Linked DNA regions of Homo sapiens: all the other regions are linked to region 3. Evidence: chromatin loops called from intact Hi-C (ENCODE). Cell type or tissue: endothelial cell of umbilical vein. All regions are shown on one strand.

Region 1 (4,000 bases), 310 kb before region 3:
CATTATACATTTACACATATGCATATACATATTTGAGAATACACACACTTTGGCTTCTTAGGCCATCTTAGCTTTATTTTAAATATAAAGAAACTGGTGCTGATTCTGCATATCATATATATTTGACTATACTTCTATAAAGCAGAAGTCAAGAGCCATGATTATTGTGCAACAGTATCTGCACAATTAGAATATTAGCAATAGCACAGTTTTACTTTTGTTTTACAGTTTTCGAACTATAAATCAAGTATGAATGGCTGATGGAAAGCCGAGGCTAGCAAATAGATGATAAACCATGTTACCATGGGAGGTACAGATTCATTTTTAATTTTAGTTTCTATGTTATCCCCAAGCAGCTTTTTTGTATATTGATACGGAAAATAATGCCATCTATATGCTGCACAACAGAAGTGTTGATTTGTTTCTGTACCCCTTGGCTTGCATCCCTGTTGTCATCACCCAGCTGATATCATTGTGACATTTTGACATTGCCTTGTGACACAGTGACCTGGTGCTTCCAGGAGCCTAGAAGGACAAGTTGACTAAGACACATGGTGCATTAGGAAGCAATGAAGCAATTCATTACGGCTACAGAGAGAGTCTGCTCTGGAGACAAGAATTCTTATCTAAAGCACAAAATACTCTCGATTCTATTTGCTGTTCTGCTACTGATTTACTATGAGATCTGTAACAAATAATCTCAATTCATTTGTAACTTAGATTTCCGTCTGTAAAATGGAAATGACCCAACATATGTGATTTTTTTAAAATCCTAGGGCAGTGATTGCATTTGCAACCCATTCTTGCCAAAGAGAAATTCGGAAGCACACTTCAAGGAACTAAGTTCAGTGATAATCACACTTGATTGATTTTCAGTACTGTCACAGTTTGAGAACTATTTATTGCCCTGATTTGCTCTTTTCTCTGCCCTGTATTAAAGATCTTGCATGACAGTTGATCCATGAAATCTTCTTTGGTCTTTGCTTAACATTAAAATTTTCCCTTTACTTCTTAATGATAGCAAGCTCTATTTCACTCTACATGGTATTACACATCCCACTCAGCTCAAAATCCCACTTAATAGGCATGCTCACAATATTTAACCTCAATTGTTGCAAAATAATTACTGGTTGGTTCTGACAAGCAGGATTTATCTTGGAGATCATGTCACAAATTCCAATGGAAAGGTTGCCTTCCAAAGTCATGGCTATTCTCAGGTGACTACTGGTCCAGCCCATTACCTATTTTGCACACTTGGTCTTTCCACATGAAAAATACAACCTCAGACCTTCTCAGGCCATCTTGATCAGAAGTGTTTTGGAGCCATCAGTCCCTGAAGAAGCAAATGCTATCAAGTATGATAAAGCCCGGTCGCTAATAGAGTAGCCATCTATTCTGCAGCAAGTGGCAGAGCAGAATCTTAACCCTCTCATTCTCCCCATGTTATGTAAGAGGCAAGGTAATGAGCTGTGGGGGGTGAGCATAGCAGGAATTCTGTAATCAAGCCACAAGGGGGCAGGGAAACACGCCCACTTGCCACCTCAGCCCGGAGAACTTGGTGTGAGCTGTATTTTGATAGCCTTGTTTGTTTCCACGGCTATCTGAAGAGCATACTAATAAGTGTTGTCACAGAAGAAGGGGAAGATGGGATTAAATACCAGGGAAAGTCATTAAAATGAAAGAATGGGATAAGCCTCACAACTATTTCCAAAGCTTAGCTATTTCCTGTCCAAAGGCAAGTTCGATTTATTTTGTAAAAGATGAGTGAAATGAAGGAAAAAGCATGCTTATTCCCTAGGTGCCCTGTATTAGCCAAATCCTGCTAACAGTGAAGAGTTTGATCAGATGAATTACTAGGTGCCTCATAACCCTTTTCTCTTAAATACACAAAACTCATCTAGTTATTTTTAGAGGAGTCCTGTGTATATTTCTTAGCACACAAACTCACTGCTTCTAACTACAGCAAAACCAACAGGAAAAAATGCAACTGGATTCTTACAGGAAGACCAGGCAGAGCCTAGCTACCATGGTTGATGGAGTGGCACTTACTGGGGAAAAGCTTGACTCTTGACTTCTTATGACCAAACTAGCTAGGTATATGTCATAAGTATCTCACCTTGATTGTGGGAATTTTTTGTTATTTATGAAAAATGCAATAGGACAAGTTCAGTGCCATTAGTAAAGATTATGAATTCCAGGATAGAACCATATCCATTGTTTTTTTGGTATGTGTTAATTTTTTTATATTTAATTATAAAATAATTTAAAATAGAATAGAGAAATAATGAACACTTATGAATTCTTCACCCAAAATTAACAGACAGATACTAACAATTTGCTAGATGGATTGCTCCACAGCTGCATTCCCCTAAAAAAAAAAAAAAGAAACAATATTTATGGCTACAGCTAAAGTCCCCTACCTGTCTCTTTTTCTCCTCTCTCCTTTGCTTTCCAAAGGAAACCAGTCCCTAACTTGGTGAATATTATTCCTATTCAAGGAAATGTCTACAGCAAAAACATGGGCATTCTGGATAGCAGAATGGATAAATAGACTGATTTACCCATGAAAAGGAATACAATTTAGTAGTCAAATATAGATAGACTTAAAAAAAAAAAAACACTAAATGGAAAAAGTCACAAAAGGATGCAAAAAGTATATCACTTATGTAAATTTTAAAAACACATGACATTAATGTAAATCATTTATGAATACCTACATATGTAGCAACAAATGTGGATGTGTTTATTTTTCAGTACCATGTTAAATTTTCCCTTATTTAATGTGTGTGCTCTGCATAGCTGTTATGTACTCTGATAGGTATTGGGAGGATCAAACTTGTGTGACTGGGGATCCCTACCCCACCCTGTAATGTGGATGTGGACAGGAAGATTACTGCCGTAACCTATGGAGAGACTACTGTCCATATTAGAAAGTGGAAAGTGGCCGGGCGCGGTGGCTCACGCCTGTAATCCCAGCACTTTGGGAGGCTGAGGCGGGCGGATCACGAGGTCAGGAGATCGAGACCATCCTGGCTAACACGGTGAAGCGCCGTCTCTACTAAAAAATACAAAAAAAAAAAAAAAAATTAGCCAGCCTTGGTGGCAAGCACCTGTAGTCCCAGCTACTCGGGAGGCTGAGGCAGGAGAATGGCGTGAACCCAGGAGGCGGAGCTTGTAGTGAGCCGAGATCGCGCCACTGCACTCCAGCCTGGGCGACAGAGCAATACTCCGTCTCAAAAAAAAAAAAAAAAAAGTGGAAAGTAACATGAAAGATAAAAATTAGTCATTGTATCAGTAAGGTGGCATCTCACAGAGATTTAAACAAGTCTACCAAATAATGTAGTATTCAATAACTGTTGCTGATTATTGTTATGCCATTTAACAGATGAGAAAACTGAGGCTTGGCTAAATGAAGTAATATATCTCAAATCAGTGTGAGCAAGGGGCAGAGCCAGGATTGAAACCTGCATTTTTCTGACTCCAGAGTGGCCCTCTTGACTACATCTTATTACACTAATTGGACCTCCTTACTGTGAAAAAGGAGGGCTTTTCTGTTGTCAAAAAAAAAAAAAAAAAATTTAAAATAAACCTCTCCGGACTAAAGATAACACTGTAGGGACAGAAATAAGATCAATGGTTGCCCAAGATTGGGCTTGGGGATGGTGAAGTTTGACTACAAAGGATTGTCAGAGATTTTGGGGGTTAGTGAACATTTTCTATGTCTTGATTGTGCTGGCATTCATGTCAAAAGTCATAGAACTGTACATCTAAAAGGATGGATTTTACCGTATGTAAATTATAACTCAATAAACCTGACTTTAAAAACAAAAATGGAAAAAAGAAAACCCAACAAACAAAAATCTTCAAAGGCTTGTGGATAAATACCTTGTTCTGCGTGCAAAGGCACTTTTCTTTTTACCACTGTTGACAATTTATTCCCACTAAAAAGTTAGAGGAAAATTTCAGGGAAAAGTCCTAGGTCAGTGCACACAAAGTCAAA
Region 2 (4,000 bases), 410 kb before region 3:
ACAAGCCTTGAACAATTTATGCTCTTTCAAAGAAGTTAGATACAAAGTCAGGGAATTTTGTCTCTCACATTGCTGTAGACAACATAATTATCATTTACTAATATTGTAACTTTCTTTGAAAAAAATTTCAATACTTGGCAGATATTTACTTTGTTAAAACCCTACCAGTGTCCTTCTGATTTAAGCTGCAGTACAATTAATTAACATTGCTTTCAACACAATCTTGGTCCAGTAGCTGGTCAGCACAATAGTGAGGAACAGCACCCTGGTGGTTGTTCAAATTCCCACACGAATATGTTATTTCCTCATGGAGAATAGCAAATCTCCATCAAGCTTGTAGATTTCCTGGGATTTTTATTAACATTATTACAATCGTTTTTTCTTAAGATTGCTAATTGTTTTGGATCTACGCTGAGGAAACTTTATTAGTTACTAAACTATACAACCTAACTGTAGAGAAATGTGTTCAAGTTAATTTTCTCCATGAACAAAAGCATTTTAATATCTCAAAATTTGCCTTTAAATAGTTTGCATATTTTTATACAGCAAGGTATCATCTTATAAATTATCACTTACTGATATTTAATCCTTTCTTTTAAAGACTTTAATCAGATATTCAGAAAGCTCTCAGAGACTAAACCATTTGTAAAACATTTTATAAGTAGTGTTGGCAAAACAAAGATTTAGTGGTCATCCTTAAAACACTGCCTTATCGCCTTTAAGCAGGTCATCAGTTCAACTATAAACTCCTAGAAGTATACCAACCCATTCTCAAATAGATTTGTGAATTTAATATCTTTTCCAAGGTAGAACACACGAACAAATCTGATCAGCACAAGCTCACGGTATCTAATGATTTTAAGCTTGGTTCTGGTGTTGCTTCTTTACTTGATACCATATAACTTATTTATATTAGTATGGAGAAGTTTGATATAGAATATTCATCGTTTTGTCAAATTCCATTTTCCCTATTTATCCTGTTCTGCATGCTGCAACCAATATAATTATGTAGTACATCCATTTAAACACATGACAACTCTCTCATAAAGCAGCCCCTATGTAAGAGGTGGTTTTTCTTTTTAATAGTCTGCTCTGTTTCAGTTGTCTTTTTTAAATATTAAGATAAGGGAAAGGATTTAAGCTATTTTTTTTTACCAGAGATCTTTGACAGAGTAACAATTAGTTATTGGATTATTTTAACTCACCTATGCAAATTAACTTATTTGCTTCTATAGTCAAAATAGTGAGCTTAAAGTTAGCTGCAGGAGGTGACATAATTATGGTTGTTAAGAATAAAATATTTCTGGTTAAGGGAATCACAGACATTTTGCAGAGAGAGTAAGCAGGAAAAGAAAGACTGAATACATCAGTCACAGAGCTGTTGGGAGCAAAGTCAAGGGAAAAGGAGAGAGGAGAAAGGAGAGAAGAGAGCGGGGAGAGAATAGGAGTAGAATCAGAGTGAGAAAGAATCATATACCAGTAAATGAACAAGTAATAAAAAGACAGTGCTTTACTTCTCTGAATCATCAAGGTGTAGTGTTTGCAACCAGGGAATTAAATACTTTATTCAACAAAACTGCTCACACAGCAGATGGAACAGGCAGAACTGGCCATATGGCATCAAATATAATAAAATCACTTAGTAAATTAAGAGTTAAAATGAGAATTAAATATTGGATACGGTTTTATAGAATTCCATTTTGGGTGCTCATAGATGTATCCATATTTCTTCTAATTATGTGCCCAGTTGCATATTTTCTTAAGAAACAAAGTTAACAAAGTAGTAATTTACATATCATTTAATAAAATATATTTGCTTTAACAGAAAGGCAACATTGCCAGGATCATTGGTGTGGGAGAAAGCAAATTAATTAGCTTTTAAGAGGCCTGGCTTTTGGTTCTAATCCTGCCATCAGATTTCTTTTCACCTTGAATAAGTGATTACTTAAAAGGCTCCCCTTTCTGTACCTGCCAAATAAAGAATTTGAGATAGACCAGCATTTTTCAAACTTGATTTTCAGCCATGCAACAATTTCTTCCAGCATACATTTTATCGGGAAACTCAGTCCACAAATCTAGAGCTGCTTTGCTTGAAGCTCTAGGTGTAGTGAGGAGGAGAGCCTTGGGAGGCCAACTGAACTCCACCCTTCTCCTGCCCCCACCACATCCTAACCTCCAACAGCAGGGGGCAACCTATTCCAGAACTGCAAGCACTGGAGAAAGTAACCACCCTCCAGAGGCTATATTTTGGTGTTTTTATTTCTCCTTTCAACTGAATCTGAAATGCCTGATTTAAGGTGATCTGCTTTGGGGACGCACCATATGTAATTATTCTGATTTTCTGTTCTTTTAGTTACTTATTTCAGTCATATTGTGAATTTCCTTTTCTCTTGTCATTGGTTCTCTCCAAACCGAGGCAGGCGGATCACAGGGTCAGCAGATTGAGACCATCCTGGCTAACAGGGTGAAACCCTGTCTCTACTAAAAATACAAAAAAAATTAGCCGGGCGTGGTGGCGGGTGCCTGTAGTCCCAGCTACTCCGGGGGCTGAGGCAGGAGAATGGCGTGAACCCGGAAGATGGAGCTTGCAGTGAGTCGAGATCGCACCACTGCACTCCAGTCTGGGCGACAGAGTGAGACTCCGACTCCAAAAAAAAAAAAAAAAAAAAAAAAGGTTTGTCCTGCGCCACATTAGCAAATTAGTTTCACTTTGCTAATCCATTTTCATTGGAAATTCTGTGATTTCGGTTATATTTCCTCACCTTGGAGAAAATCTTCTGTCACCAATTTACATCAGCTTCACCCTTCAACATTTCAGAATGCTCAGGCCTCCTTCCATTTCCAGTATACTGTAATGCTGATGTTTTATAATTTCAAACACTTTACATAAAGTTGTGTTAAAGGTTTATTTATCAAATGAAATAATTAATGGCAAATTCATTCAGTCATAGTCTTTTTGCTTATACGGTCAACTAGAACAATCTGCTTGTTTCTCTTCAGGTTGCCATTATTTCAGTCCCTGCCACTAGTTGCAAATTTAATAAAAATTATAATGAAATTTCGCAAGTATATGTCAATTGCAAATTTATGTTTTAATTTTTTGGCGTCAGAGAATATATGTGCATGCTTTTAAATGCCTTGCAGCTTCAAAAGGCTTGTAACATAAAACAGCATTTCTTTCTTCACTTCTCCCTGATTCTTGATTCCTGTCTCTGGCAGGTGACCATTACTTACATTTACTTCTGGTATCTGCTTCTATATTTCTAAATAATATCTTTATTTTTTAAGTGTTATTTTAGATATTACCTATTGCCCATTGCCCAAACCCAAACTCCAAAAGGCACACTTCTACTCCTTCTAAAAACCTAATGAAGTTATGTCACAATTTACATAAATAAATAGTGTTTACATGGTTATGACTCTGTGAGTGTTATCTATAGTTGAACCATGTAAAACACAATAATTACATTTTTATATGCACTACTTTTTGTTTTTCCCGGAATTAGTAATTGCCTTACTTTTTAATTTTACAAGTTTTTTAAGTACTTACTGTTCACAAACTATCTTTAGAATTGCAATTCCTGGCCAGGCACATTGGCACATGCCTGTAATCTCAACACTTTGAGAGGCCAAGGCAGGAAGATCTCTTGAGCCCGGGAGTTCAAGACCAGCCTGGGCAACATAGTGAGACTCTGTCTCTACCAAAATTTTATTTTAAAAATAGCCAGATATGGTGGCATGTGCCTGTAGTCCCAGCTACTTGAGAGGCTGGTGTGGGGAGTCACTTTAGCTTATGAGTTTGAGGTGCCATGAGCCTATCATGCTACTGCACTCCAGCCTGGGCAATAGAGTGAGGCTTTGTCTAAAACAAACAAACAATAACAAAAAACAAACAGAAAACCAACAACAGCAGTGTATTCTTCACTTAATATCCAAAAACATCAGGTAATCTGTGAGTTTTATTATTTAATTTTTTGAGAGCTATCTTATTCTTGCTCCA
Region 3 (4,000 bases):
CCGTCTGCTCAATCCTAGTTCTTTCACTCACTCACAAGCACTGATTCTGAAGGTGTTCGCAATAAACCTCTGCAAATAAGTATTCACCTTAGAATCTATTTCCTGTGGAAGCCAACCTAAGACAGGTTAGGCAAACAACTAATACATTGCTAGTGGTATAAATTTTTCTTTAAGATATTCTAAAAGGAAGTTTACAAAGTTCTTTTCTCCTCTGCTCAACTGCCCATTGATCAAGAGCTCCATTCCATACCTTTCTTTACATTAATCCCTGGAGAGTGTTAGGCTTGCATAGTTCTGAGTTAAATTCCAATGCTTCCATGGTTGACTAAGGTCAGCTGAATTTATGGGTCACCCTTAAGTAGGTTAAGTAGATTGAGCAGTACACTGCCTGGCTTGCCTTAGGCTCTCAAAGGAATAAATATTCTTTTATAAAAACACACCACACCACTGCTCCAATTAGGATATGTGTTTCCTATTCTATCAGCCTTGTGCTTCATTCGCTATTTCAAAAATAATACGGTACCTTCTATGTGCAAGGCATTGTGCTTATCAGGGACTATGGAAGTACCAAAAATCTGTCACAAGCTTTTCTCTAAAAAATTGGATGCCATACTGAAAACAGTGAGAAGCATTCAGTAAATGTCAACTCAAGATGAGGCTCCAGGTTAGATACTGTAGGAGAGATTAGGGAATATAAGACAAAATGTGCCCTCAGATACAGTACCATCTAGTTGAGGAGAGAAGGCTTTCAGAAGGCAATATATGCCCAGCTCCAGAGGAATGTTTGCTACAAAAGCACAAAATGTGACAGCATTAAAAGGGGCAAAGAATAACAAAAAGAGACTCCCAGAAAGAGGGCAGCAATAAATAAAACGTCACCTCTATAAAGTGGCCTGGGCACAAATCAAGGCTAACTTTTCACTCGATTGCTCCATTTTACTTTCTCAGAAGAGATCTTTTTCCTTCTTTCACATAGAAGAAAATTGAATTTTTTTCTTGTTAGGAAGACCCTTCAACTTCAGACAGTAAACATTAACCTCCTGCATAATGAAACCTCAAGACTGGATCTCTAGGAAATTTTCTACTTTTGCCAGTCTTGTGAGGAAGGTGTTCATTTTCATGGCTGGATTGTCAACTTCTTCTGCTTTATAAACTTTTTGTTTCTAATGATAATTTTGGTAGACTTTGAAGGAAATCAGCTCAAATGTTGAACTTCATTTTCTGATTACTTATTACACACACACATACACAACAACCACTATTTGAAACTCATTTCCTGAAAGGTTAAGGTTTAAATGAAGATTGGCTGACCCATTTTAGAAGCACATTAAATGGGCTTGGATTGTCTGCATCATACAGTGGGCAGATTTCTCATGGTGAAGCAGGAGAATAGGGTCTAGAGGCAGGGAGCCTGGGGCTGTTTTGCCCCGACTTCCTGGAACTAAATTGAAAGGAAAACCCTAACTTTCCACGCCTGGGTAACAAAGGGACCAGAGGCTACTCCCTTTGCAAACCCCCAACCTTTTCTGCATGGCAGATGAGAAGTTAGCTTTCTGCAACCTATCAGACTGATTGCCGGTGGAGTCTTTGTTTGCAACTTTGTAAATTCACCTTAGCCTCTGATTGGTTGAAAAAAGCAACCAATCAGATGTTTGCACAGGAGTGTGACCTTTGTAACGCCACTTCAGCTTCTGATTGGTTGCTTTCGGCAACCAGTCATACCAATTGGGGTCCACCACTTCATTTACATGGGTGAGCATGAAGTGGCCAATGGGAAACCTGTAGGGGGTATTTGGACCGGAGAAGATTCTGTATCCAGGCCCTTGACCTGCTGCTCTGGCTGCTCCCGCACTGTGGAGTATACTTTCATTTCAATAAATTCCTGCTTTTGTTCTTTTGTTGCTTCATTCTTTCCTTGCTTTCTTGGGAGTTTTGTCCAATTCTTTGTTCAAAATGCCAAGAACCTGGACAGCTTGCAATCAAGACCCTCTACCAAGTGACAATGGCGTCCATTATTAAATGAATGACAAATGATTGGCACCCTTCCTTTCCGTGACCAAAACTATTGATAGGAGACACCTACTGGTGGTTTCTAGAAATTACAACAGCAGGTTCAGCATAAAGATCTCGGTGAGGGCTGATAACTGGATCTTTATGAGGGCCAAAAGTGCATGAGGCAATGTCGAGTTTTTTCAGGGAGGGAGGATATGGGATTCCTAGTTTAAATAAGGTAAAATCTTATACATTTCTCCAGTAACAGAAGTGCAATGTAACAATTTCATTTTCTCTACCACTTAAATGAAAGGAGAAAGAAGTAGATGCTTTAAAGTATATTTCATTGGTCAGGACTAACATAAAATAGTTCAACAATGATGTCACTCTTTTGAAGATCAGTATTTGAGTTAAAATCACAGTAAGAATATAAATTCAAGACTTGAAACCACTCTAAGAATATCCTTACTAGAGCTATTATAAACTTTCATTTTCTACCTGTAATTCATGAAATATATCCGTCCTCTTTGCACCTGATTTTCAAGTTAGCTTGCATCTCTGCACAGCTTTAATGTCACTGGTGACTGGTCATATATGGCACTTTTCTTCAATGGTAATCTTATTTTTTCTCCATTACTGAGTGTTTTCCATTTCAGCCTTCTACTAATAGTCTTGCTTTATTGAGTTTATTGGACTATCTGAGGCCATATTCCAGATATTTATTGGAATATCTGAAACTCCATTCCCCATGCACATTTCCTTTAAAGAAAATTGGGTATCCATGTGAAACATGTGGCAATTCCAGACAGGAATGTTCTCGAATACCAGAATCTTGACTTAAATTTGCAGGTAAGGCCATCAGAGCTGAGCTCACACTGGGGCATAAATACCATAAATCTGGCTAAATTAGTTATCTTAAGCACAGATATTTATGAAGTTTGTGCTTGTGCAGGTATGTGTGATGTAAATAAGTAGTGTGGGTCTGGTATTAATTTCAATACCTTCACGTCAGAAAATTAGAAAACCTCCTTAGAGGTTCTAATGAGGCCCAGATCGTTTGCTAGAAATGTTATCCAGGTTCAGTGTCTGTTGATTCCTTTCTATGCCCAACACTCTTCAGTGGAATAATAGTTTCCTCATATTAGGGCTTATACTCATTGCAGGGGAAATTATCACTCTTTGTCTTCAAGAGTTCAAGACTTTATGAGTTAATAAATTCCAATCCTCCAATTCTAGGGAACACAGAGATCAGGAGAAGAAACCTTACTTTCCACTACAGATGTTTCTTTAAGCGCCCACCTTATACTAAGCAATGGGCAGGAAAGTAGGAATACATAGTCTCTCGCTTTGAAATAATCACATTCCAAGGAAGGAGATAGTAAGTAACATAGGCAATTATGACGTGACACAAACAATTTCTTTGAAAGAGAGATATTTGCAAAGTGTGATCATTTTTCTAAAAGATGCAAAGCTAGTTAGTGGCAAAATGGGAATAAAGACTGGGTCTCTGCATTTCATTCTGCTGTGCCTTTCACAGCACCACAATGGCAACCCCAGAAGAAACTTCATGTTTTGTGATAGACACGCACGCACACAGCTCAGGGCCCTGAGGCATCTATAAATGCTGAAAAGCGCTGACAGGAGAACAGTATGCCTGCCATCAGCTGTATCAGACTTTCCTAAGACAAGATGAAGCCACAGCCTGGAGAGTGTATCTCCTTCTCACCCATCTCGCCCCAGGGTCATCGTAGCCATGGCCTAAAGCAATGTGCTCTGACATAAGGCATGGCAACCACAGCAGATAAAAAGGAAAAAAAAAATGGGGTAAGATTACTTTTTTTGCTATCCTTCCTCTCCGTGGATGTGAAGGATCCATTTATTAGTCTCCATTAAAATGCAGGGGAAAGACAGGTAGTATGATAGCTATATTGCATTTGCATGATCAAATTACATAAAGGCATCCTGTGTACATGCTTTCTACAACACACATGGTTACATTAACCTATAA
Region 4 (4,000 bases), 220 kb after region 3:
CTAGAACTTATTTCTTCTAACTGTATGTTTATACTTGCCCATCAACCAACCTGTCTTCATACCCTTCTCCACACCGCCTTCTTCCCAGCCTCTGAAAACCATCATTCTACTCTCAATTGTCATGAGATCCACTTTCTAGCTCCCTCATATGAGTGAGAACATGCAGTATTTGTTTTGCTGTGCCTGGTTTATTGTCCTTAACATAAGGACCATCTGTGTTGCTGCAAATGACAGGATTTCACTCTTGTTTATAGCTGAATAATATTCCATTATGTATATGTACCACATTATCTTTATCCATTTATCCATTGATGGACACTTAGGTTGCTTCCAAATTTTGGCTATTGTGTATAGTGCTGTCATAAGCATGGGAGTGCAGATGATATCTCTTAGATATAAGGATTTTCTTTCTTTTGGATATATGACCAGCAGTGGGAATGCTGGATCATATGGTAATTCTATTTTCAGTTTTTTGAGAGTCCATTTTTTATTGTCTAAACTAAATGCTCACACCACCAAGTTGATCCCATCCTAAGAATGGACTGAGACAATGCACTAGGTGGGGCTTTTCCTAGAGCATCTCTTTCTTTCCACGTCTTGGTCATTCTCCTCCCATTTCTGCTGCTTACTCTCTCTCCTCTCACCATCATACAGAGTCTCTCATATGTTTGTTTGTTCTGATCATCAGTCTCCATCTCTTAAAATCCTGTGCTCAGCCAGATAGACTAAAGTATCTGAAAACCAACACACTAAAATGGAAGTGACAGTTAAGAAGAGACTATGTTGAGGGCTATTTCTTGACAACCTGGAAATCATACCACCTAGGTAGTCTATTTTATCTAGGAGGCAGATCAGCTCTATTGCTGCCAAATTAACACCAGAAAAAGGCAAAGTAACTTTCCTACATGACGTTTATGGAAGAGATTTCCTTATGTAGCTGCTTCTTCTCTAAAGCCTGGCCCCTCAAATTTCCAAGGAATGTGTTTCCATAATGTGACCACCTTGGCTCGTGTTTAGACACTGGTCATAAAAAAGTATTTGTGGGGAAGACTTGCTTCCATCTTATCTCAAAAAAATTAAAACATATAAATTTAAATGTAGGGCAAATTTGATGGGAAAGTTAAAGACCAAAGCCATCTGAATCTTCAGGCTGAATTGTTTTTTAAGCCTAAGACAAGGACTTGGGAAATAAAATTATCTTCTTCCAGTGATTACCTTTGGAAACAATTATTTCTGGAGCTTTCATCTATGGACTGCCATGTTGTGACTACTTAATTGCTGCCTGAAAAATAGAAAGCTGATTATGTGTTTTTATTTTAAGGTAATCCTTTGACATTTTGAATAGTTACAAAAATAGGTTGTTTTGTGAGTTGCTAGCGAGAACCAGCAGGAAATTATTTCATTCGGGGGCAGATGGTGCTGGTGACTATACAAAAAGGGCTGGGTAGACAGCAGGGCAAGAGTAGACAAGTACACACACGCACAGAAGCTGAGGATGCCACAATTCTATGTTGTCTGAATTCTCAGCCTGCATCTGTATACCTTAAATAAATTATTCATAGATTTCCCACATCCAAGTTAAAAAGTGCTTTCAGAGTCAGGGTCTCCTCCCCACAACCCACCCACTATAAGTTTTAATATGTAATTGGAGAGCATGTAAAATAAATGGAAATGTCATTTGGCTTGTAACAAAAGACCTAAATCATAACGGATTATTGAGCGGCATCTTGTGGTCCAAAGTGAGTATGACACTCACGGAAAGCCAGTTGGCTTGCTGGCATGCCACTCCAAAATGTGTTAACGTCACCTCATATCTGGCTTTTGATAAAGTTAATAAGGGGCTGTGCAAGGTTATCAATGCAGCCTTATCATTATGCCACCTTAAAATATTTTTGTGAATGAGCATATTAACTTATAATTAATCATCATGCATTAATGTAAATGTATCCATGTAGGCACGTTTAATCAGCGCTCTTTCTCTTTCACAATATTTTAATAACAGAGCACTAAAGGAGACTTGCAAGATATGAAGTAACAAGAGCAGTGTTTATAATCTAAGCCACTTCAGCAGAATTTAAAAATTAATGTTTTTCTATGAGATGATATATGAAACCATTCAGTCATTTACTAAGTAAAATCCACTTTCTCTATATTCTACAAAACCATAGGAAAAGAAGAAACTACCCCTCCTTAGTATCTTTCTTCCCTGTGTCCCAGAGAATCATGTGGATTTTGACTATGAAATAAGTTAATGGACCTTCATAAACAGAGAGACAGAACCCAGACACAGCAGCTATATATCCAATAGGCTTTTTTTTTTTTTTTAATTCAGGCTCTTGCTCTGTCACACAGACTGGAGTGCAGCGGTGTGATCACGGCTCACACGTACCCTTGAACTCCTGGCTCAAGTGATCCTTCCACCTCAGCCTCCTGGGTAGCTAGGCTCAGCTCAGGCGCACTGCTGTGCCTGGATAATCTTTAAATGTTTTGTAGAGACAAGGTCTCGCTATATTGCCCAGGCTGGTCTCAAACAACTGGCTTCCAGATATCTTCCTACCTCGGCCTTCCAAGATACTGGAATTACAGGCATGAGCCACTGCAGCCGACATCCAGGGGTGTTATTTTTATAAGACAGTAAGACAGCCAGCTGACTGCCAGTTCAATTTTCAAAAATCTATTCAATATTTTAAAATTTCTCATTGTAGACATGATTTGGCCACCATGGCATCATAAACAAAAAAAAATACCTAAACAAAGGCAGAATATGAGCTATCAAGTCGAAACTCAGATATCAAAAAAGTACTGAGGGCATTCAGTAGTTCTAATAAATTCTATATTATTTCTAGCTCAAAATATTAATGTGTGGGTCAAAAATCCCAGTATATGCTGGGAAAGCATTATTGCTTTTCACCAACCTACTATAACAAATTGCTTACGCTTTCTGGCACTTTAATTCTTCTTCTGAATAAAGAGAGGGCTTTCTATCGCTAACACATCATATTATTTTAAATTTTGTAAGCTCTGACATTAAAAGTGCTACCGAAAACAAAAGACACCTGTGTAAATAAATTTGCTATATGTATCAGATAAGGTCTAAATGGGGGAAAAAGCATTCAAATATGTAAAGCAGAAAGAATTTAGTACAGAGAATTGGTGACACTGGTGATAGAAGAACTGAGAAGCTCAGTGACAAATGTCAAACAGTGAAGCAACCCAGAGATTAGCAACAACAGGAAGCCAATACCACCCCTTCTTTTTTATTTTTATTATTTATTTATTTATTTTTAAGACAGAGTCTCGCTCTGTTGCCCAGGCTGGAGTACAGTGGCATGATCTCAGCTCACTACAACCTCTGCCTCCTGGGTTCAAGCGATTCTCCTGCCTCAGCCTCCTAAGTAGCTGGGATTACAGGCACCTGCCACCACTCCTGGCTAATTGTTGTGTTTTTAGTAGAGACGGGGTTTCACCATGTTGGCCAGGCTGGTCTCTAACTCCTGACCTTGTGATCCGCCCGCCTTGGCCTCCTAAAGTGCTGGGATTACAGGAGTGAGCCACCGCGCCTGGCCACCACCCCTTCAATAGAGGGACAACTGGAGGAGGCAAGGGAAGAGATATTCCCAAGGCCACAGAAGAAAAGATGAAAAACCATGACTTCTTCCTTCCACCAATCCTCTGAGCTCTCTTCAGTGCTTCCCACTGGCTAAATACTGCTGGAAAACAGCATGTTAACTAGTGACTCTCCAAGAAAAACAAGCCCTGATTCGTAGCATTTGCTGATTTCCATAGCATGAATACTCTCACTTGGCAAATTTCAAGCTACTGCTTGTATGCTCCATGAATGTGAAGTTGAGGAGAGATGCACAATGATGGCACACTGTTATGTAGTGTTTCCCATAAATACAGATATACCATAACCTCTAGAGCGCAGACAGTCAAAAGAAGGGTAGCAAAATAATTAGGAAATGATACATTTGGAATAGATATTACCATTGCTTTTTAG

The links. Peaks named below come from ENCODE experiments on the same cell type or tissue, not always from the same donor. Only the 100,000 strongest peaks of a DNase experiment are listed, where the experiment ranks them.
Region 1: a loop joins it to region 3, with 9 times the contacts of the local background. A loop is called at or near these places in 11 of 110 quality-filtered maps.
Region 2: it touches region 3 in a loop (17-fold over the local background); 3 of 110 quality-filtered maps call a loop at or near these places.
Region 4: a loop joins it to region 3, with 7 times the contacts of the local background. A loop is called at or near these places in 3 of 110 quality-filtered maps.

Annotation. Positions count from the first base shown.
Region 1 is chr9:79,132,389-79,136,388 of GRCh38, reverse strand. LOC101927450 (a long non-coding RNA gene) reads left to right here. Exons shown (of 5, transcript NR_109771.1): 5 at 1-967. Among named protein-coding and RNA genes, the nearest start is that of LNCARSR, 430 kb to the left of the region's middle. In endothelial cell of umbilical vein, a CTCF peak has its summit at 1,521 (motif pointing right); a DNase peak (open chromatin) is centred at 1,578.
Region 2 is chr9:79,231,937-79,235,936 of GRCh38, reverse strand. No RefSeq gene overlaps it. Among named protein-coding and RNA genes, the nearest start is that of LNCARSR, 330 kb to the left of the region's middle. In endothelial cell of umbilical vein, a CTCF peak has its summit at 2,188 (motif pointing right); no DNase peak of the experiment used is centred here.
Region 3 is chr9:78,819,396-78,823,395 of GRCh38, reverse strand. No RefSeq gene overlaps it. Among named protein-coding and RNA genes, the nearest start is that of PSAT1, 520 kb to the right of the region's middle. In endothelial cell of umbilical vein, a CTCF peak has its summit at 2,073; a DNase peak (open chromatin) is centred at 2,065; H3K27ac peaks cover 230 bases.
Region 4 is chr9:78,599,867-78,603,866 of GRCh38, reverse strand. No RefSeq gene overlaps it. Among named protein-coding and RNA genes, the nearest start is that of PSAT1, 300 kb to the right of the region's middle. In endothelial cell of umbilical vein, a CTCF peak has its summit at 1,742 (motif pointing left); a DNase peak (open chromatin) is centred at 1,706; H3K27me3 peaks cover 157 bases.